Linked DNA regions of Homo sapiens: region 2 is linked to region 1. Evidence: chromatin contacts called from ENCODE Hi-C or POLR2A ChIA-PET data. All regions are on one chromosome and are shown on one strand. Each heading gives the region's core, a stretch centred on a gene start or an enhancer-like site at or near the end of the contact. The rest is flanking DNA. Distances are from core to core; before and after follow the strand shown.

Evidence for each region. Hi-C counts contacts between places; a loop is a spot of excess contacts on that map. ChIA-PET counts read pairs that join two places held with the same protein, here RNA polymerase II (POLR2A). Pooled maps may share reads with other maps.
Region 2: a map of ascending aorta shows a loop between it and region 1 (8-fold over the local background). The contact joins the promoter of NOL11 here to the promoter of GNA13 in region 1. A Hi-C loop is called at or near these places in 1 of 168 maps with a recorded cell type or tissue (ascending aorta) and 9 of 50 pooled maps. POLR2A ChIA-PET finds 5 or more read pairs at or near these places in 1 of 52 experiments (GM12878).

What each region holds. Positions count from the first base shown.
Region 1 is chr17:65,055,148-65,058,053 of GRCh38, forward strand. It overlaps GNA13 (G protein subunit alpha 13), which reads right to left and starts at 1,593. Exons shown (of 4, transcript NM_006572.6): 1 at 1,164-1,593. The coding sequence starts at 1,446. RefSeq lists silencers at 831-1,090, 1,371-1,880.
Region 2 is chr17:67,716,325-67,719,185 of GRCh38, forward strand. It overlaps NOL11 (nucleolar protein 11), which reads left to right and starts at 1,612. Exons shown (of 18, transcript NM_015462.5): 1 at 1,612-1,764. The coding sequence starts at 1,624. LOC101928045 (a long non-coding RNA gene) reads right to left here and starts at 1,354. Exons shown (of 4, transcript NR_188294.1): 1 at 1,318-1,354. RefSeq lists enhancers at 1,523-1,602, 1,673-1,862, 2,785-2,861 and a silencer at 2,133-2,222.

The DNA of each region.
Region 1 (2,906 bases), core at 343-2,842:
CAAACTCCTAAACTGCTCCCCAGATAAAATAAAATCCAGATGCACCTGAGTTACCAGGCGCTGCACCTAAATTTTGCCAAAATGCCTTTTCTATAGAACATACTTGACACGCAGAAACGAGTGTTAATTATCTTTCAAATGACAAAATAAAAACCATCTTTTCGATTTCTTTGAATGCCCAGAAATAAACAACTTGTTTATTTTTCACTTAAGAACAAAGTTTAATTTTAAAACTACTGTCAATAAAGAGCCGAGCCAATTATCTAACTCAACACTCATTCATTGTCTCCATCTGTACAGGATCCACATGACTTTTAGGCCAGTCTTCTTACTACTACATTTCATCTAAATAGAAGCAGTGGTACTCCCTTCCTGCCAGCCCCCAGTTACTTAGCGAAAAGGAGAGTGGAACGTGTTGCACAGAAATCACACGCAAACATCCTACCTGACCGTGACACTGGGGCGAAAAAGCACAGATGCTACATTTTCATGCTAACTGTATGGGTCCACTCTCTCCTGATTCCAGTACAGTCAACCTGACACTCCTCAAGTTTCATATTCTCGCCCAAAAGGAGGCTGTCACCCTACGCCCTTGACAAGAAGTCTCGGGCAAAAAGTTCCCTTATTGCGACGGTTCCAGAACTCGCTTGCTTAGGAGACGGCCAAGGAAGCAGGGAGTTGGGAGCGCATGCGACCCCATGTGACTCGGGTCACCCAGCCAGGGTAGCGAGGTTCGGCCCACATCGCCCGAGCAGGGGATGGGGGTGAAGCGGCTAGGGCTGCTATTGGTGTTCCTGCCTCATCCGCAGCGGGGAGGACAGGAGAGGTCTGCCCACACCCCGAGGCAGCACCCAGCTCGCCCCACTTCCCTCTCGCAGGGGGAGAGACCAGGACGCGGTGGGGGGTGGGGGAATGGCCGTGACGCCCACCGGGGAGACAAGCGGGAGAGCAGGGCGACCCCGAGCATCCTCTCGCCCTGGGGCGCGAGGGCACCCCGGGCGGGCAGGGCCAGTTGCCGGGGCGCGCCCCCTTCCCGCCAGCCCGCCCGCCGGGCCCGTTCCTTCGCCAGCGACACAGCGGACCAGGGCGGTGCCCCGCCCCGCACCCGCCGCCGCCCCAGCCCCCCTGCCCTTAACCCCCGGCCCCCATTCCCGGCCCGGCACCTTTGATCACGTTGCTGTAGATGGTGGGGCGGAACTCCTCGCGCGCGCGCTGGTCGAAGTCCTGCCCGTGGATGATCCGCATCTGCTTCAGGAAGGTGGACTTGCCGCTCTCGCCCGCGCCCAGCAGCAGGATCTTCACCAGCCGCTTCACATAGGTCTTTTCCCGAGACAGGCATTTGTCGATCTCCTTGGACTTGCGTTGCTGCTCGGCCTCGCCACTCGTCAGCAGGCAGCCGGGGAAGCACACGGACAGCACGGACCGCGACGGCAGGAAGTCCGCCATCTTGCCGCCGCCGCCGCCGCCTCGGCGGGCCCCTCCGGCTCCCTCCACCTCCTCCTCCGGCGGCGGGCGGCTCCGGCACCGAGGCTCGAGGGCGGGGAGCGCGGCGGCGGCCCGAGCGCGCCCAGGGAGGGAGGGAACCAGCGAACTGACTCGCAGGGCGGGCCGGGCAGGGCGGGCCAGGACAGCGGGGGAGGGAGGGAGGGAAGGAGGGCGGGCCCGGCCCCGGAGGGGCGGTGGCCCCGGAGCGTGCGCGCTCCCGCTGCCTCCCGGAGGCGCGCTCGCACGCCGCGGCCGCTTCTCCGCCTCCCGCCCTGGGCGGCGAGTCACGAGCTCGATGTGTCGCTCGGGTGCCCGCGCCCGCAGCCGCGGCCGGGCGCGCGGGGAGGGCTGAGGAACCGCGGTCACGTGGGCCAGGCTGGGGAGCCCGACTTTCTGTTTCCCTTTCATGGCCTGAGCCCACTTGTGGGCAGAAGGGCTCCTTCCCCAAGGCCGGGAGGCCGGAGACCAGGTCCCGGACGCGGTTCTTTGGGCTCCCACTTAGCCTCCCTTTCTCCCGCGTTGCGCGCCCGCTGCCCGCTGTCACCGCCCACCCGACCCATTTCGAGGCCACGGACTCGAAAGTTATTCGAACAGAACAGCCGGCGTGAGCCTGGCAGGCCTTTGGTGCATTTTCTTTATTTCATTTTATTTTTTCTCTTTTGAGACGGAGTCTCACCCTGTCGCCCAGGCTGGAGTGCATTGGCTCGATCTCGACTCACTGCAACCTCCGCCTCCCAGGTTCAAGCCATCCTTCCGCCTCAGCCTCCCGAGTAGCTGGGAGTACAGGCGTGTGCCATCATACCCGGCTAAATTTTTTGTATTTATTTTTAGATACAGGGGCTCCCCCCTATGTTGCCCAGGCTGGTCTCGAACTCCTGAGCTCAAGCGATCCTCTAGCCTCGGCCTCCCACAGTGCGGGGATTCCAGACAGAGCCACCAGGCCCAGGCCTGGTGTGTTTTCTTAAAGTGACTCCCTTGACCTTCTAGTCTCCGAATCCCAGAACGGTAACCAGACGTCGTCCACCCCCACTTCCAGCTCTTTCTGGCATTTTCAGACCCCTACCAGGGCTCTCTGTGAGGGGAAAGAACTGGAGTTGATGTTCACTTGAGACGTGCTACCAGGGGCATTTAATGGCTCACTCGTGCATTCCACCTGGGCTGTGATGTGACTTCAGGGACGCTTGGCCGCGCCGGAATTAGCGAGTGGCAGCAGGAGGGTGAGGTCATGGTGAAAATCCCCTACACCGGACACTGTGATGTAGGCTCTTCCCAACAAGGAAGCAGATACACAAACACAACGAGGAATGGGAGCACGCAAATTTTAGCTTTCCTGCCAGATTACAGAGGATATGACCCGTCCAGGGACTTTTTTTCTGTCCTAACAGCAGATTCAGGCCAGGACACCTGAAAGGAGGCCAGGA
Region 2 (2,861 bases), core at 362-2,861, 2.7 Mb after region 1:
GGGTCATTTCAGCCCAGGAATTCAAGGTCAGCTTGGGCAATACGGTGAAACCCCATCTTTACAAAAAATACAAAAATTAGCCGGGCATGGTGGTGCATGTCTGTAGTCCCAGGTACTCGGGAGGCTGAGGTGGGAGGATAGCTTAAATCCGGGAAGCAGAGATTGCAGTGAGTTGAGACTGCGTCACTCCAGCCTGGGCGACAGAGCAAGACCCTGTCTCAAAAAAAAAAAAAAAAAAAAAAAGACATCCTCTCAAGGAGGCCTGTGGTCATCCTAGTGAAAATTTCACATACACAGACCACTCCTTCCTCCCCCACACACCCACGCTTTATCTCTCCCTTCTGAGTTTAATGTTTTTCTTCTTACCACCTATCACAAAGTAAGTTATGAAGCATAATAATAAACTATATCCTCTTGATCTCACAACCCAGCCTAAAAATTAAAAGATTATCAGAGTTCAAGATCACCTTGGGCAACAAAGCAAGACTCCATGTCTGCAAAAAATACAAAAATTAGCCGGGCGTGGTGATGGATGCCTGTAGTCCCAGTTATTCGGGAGGCTGAAGCAGGAGGATTGCTTTATTTAGCCCAAGAGTTAGAGGCTGCAGTGAGCCATGATAATGCCACTACTTTTGAACAACAAAAGACCTATTAGCATTATAAAAATAGACTGCATTTGATTCCTTCACAGTAGCTGGATATTCTCCTTTTGCCCATGTCGTCATGTTGGGGCAATGAGAAACAACACACATGGCGATCTGGTGGATGCTTAAATCTAAACTGAGGCACTTTGTCACACTGGGTACATTTGTTTAGTAATTGCCTATTAAATGGTTTCTCCCTAAGAACATCACAATTTATCTTTACTTATTTATTTAACATTATTGATTGAATCTGCCATGCTTATCTGAGAAACATACATTTCTCCCGGAAATAAAAACCTTGCCAAAAATCACACAGGGGACCTTCAACTTCACCTTCATCAAACTAGTCTGAATTTCCTGTAAGCTGAGGAGAGATTTTCCCCACTGGGGCTCAGAGAAGGGGAGTCAGAGAACTCAGAAGGCCTGAAAGACTGAAAAGACTGGAGATCTCTAGAGGGTTCCAAGAAACTTGGGGGGAATTAAGCATTTCACGTAGGAACAGCACGTTATTGGGAGTTTACCTACAGAGATAAATATTTTTTCTTTGGCAGATCGTTCCACAAGGCCATGGATGGAATTCCTAGGGAGTTCCCTTGCAATTAAAAAAAAAAAAATCTAGCTTATTTATATTCGACCACTCCCTAGACCCATCTACAGTCTCTCAAGTCCCCACCTAGAACAGCACGCAGCCGATTCAGGACCCAGTAAGCAGCACTTCCGCGCCTACCCTATCCCTTCCTGGAGCACATCCGGGACTCGGCGAGGCGTGGTCTCGGGAGGCGGAGTCTGACGCAAGCCGGCCCAGCCCACCTGGCTAAATTCACAGTCGCGCTCGCTCCTTCCGCCCGCCAGAGGTCGCAGGCTGCGAGAGCAGGTTCCTGGTTTGGCAAGCACTCGCCCCCTCAGGCCCGTTCATTCTCGCGAGAGAAAGCGCGAGGCCTGCCGGGAGTGAGCGCGGCCGTACTTAGGTTTGCTCAAAATGGCAGCGCTGGAGGAAGAATTCACGTTGTCTTCGGTAGTCCTGAGCGCCGGGCCTGAAGGACTCCTAGGCGTGGAGCAGAGCGACAAAACAGACCAGTTTCTAGTGACAGACAGCGGCAGGACAGTCATCCTCTATAAGGTGAAGGCAATAGGTTTGGGAGCGCCCCGACTGCCTTCTCGCCCCTTTCTGAGCGCGGAGCTCGAGCTCAAGTTTCTCACAGCTTCAGAAAGAGATCGTGGAGAAGGCTTAGCAGAGAGCCGGCTGGGCCTGTTGGGGACGCTGAGTGAGGTCTGGAATCTGGCTTGCTTGCCTTCCTGTAAAGGCATATTTCCGACTTGCAGGGGCAGAGCGTCTGAGTGCACGTGGGTTAGACTCGGAAAAGAAAGAAAACCTGTGCTTTTGCTTCGGAACTCGCGGAATTGGCCTTGCTAAGATTCCCTCCTAGGGTCTTTATTATCTTAGCCGCCCGCGGGAGGATGGAACGGAGATTGGTTGGGCGGGAGAGGATGACACTGACAGAGTGGGAATAGTGGTTTAGCCGTGTCTACACTTCACACCCCTCTCTTTGTAGGGGCGGGGACAATTTTAGAGAGTGAGGGACTTTCTTGATAGCTCGCTAAGAATCTTGCCTCCAAGTGAGTTGTCTGTTGGCATCTCTGATTCACGCTGGGAATCCTGGAGTTGAGTCCTGGGAAAATCTGCAAGCCCTGCCCCCATTTCAGCCTAAAGCCTGATAGAGAACACTTTCTAACCTTGCTTTTGGTGGTCGCATAGAAAGCAGTTACTTTTCTCTGGGCTGCTGAACATAGTTTTCCATGTTTTAAAGAAGTTAGGTATCTGCTTTGACGTTTTGAGAACAGGTTGCTAACAGCTCCCTGTGCCGTTTTGACTCTGCTAACTCTATTGGGTTTCACTTGGGATGTCAAGTAGATTTGCAGTTTTGCAGCTCCTGCATAGGAATACAATGGCAGATTGGAATTGGATAGACATGATCCCAGATGTCCCTACTTAATTTCCCATGCCGCTGTTCAGAGGCATAACTTCCCATGCAGAGGCATAATATAATCAATTTTTAAATGTACTATTGTTTTTTTAACAAAGGGTTGCTTATTTACTTATTTAGGAACTTAGTTATATTTTCATTTTAACTACCCTTTTAGAGGTTTGGCCGGACGCGGTGGTTCACGCCTGTAATCCCAGAACTTCGGGAGGCCCAGGTGGGTGGATCACTTGAG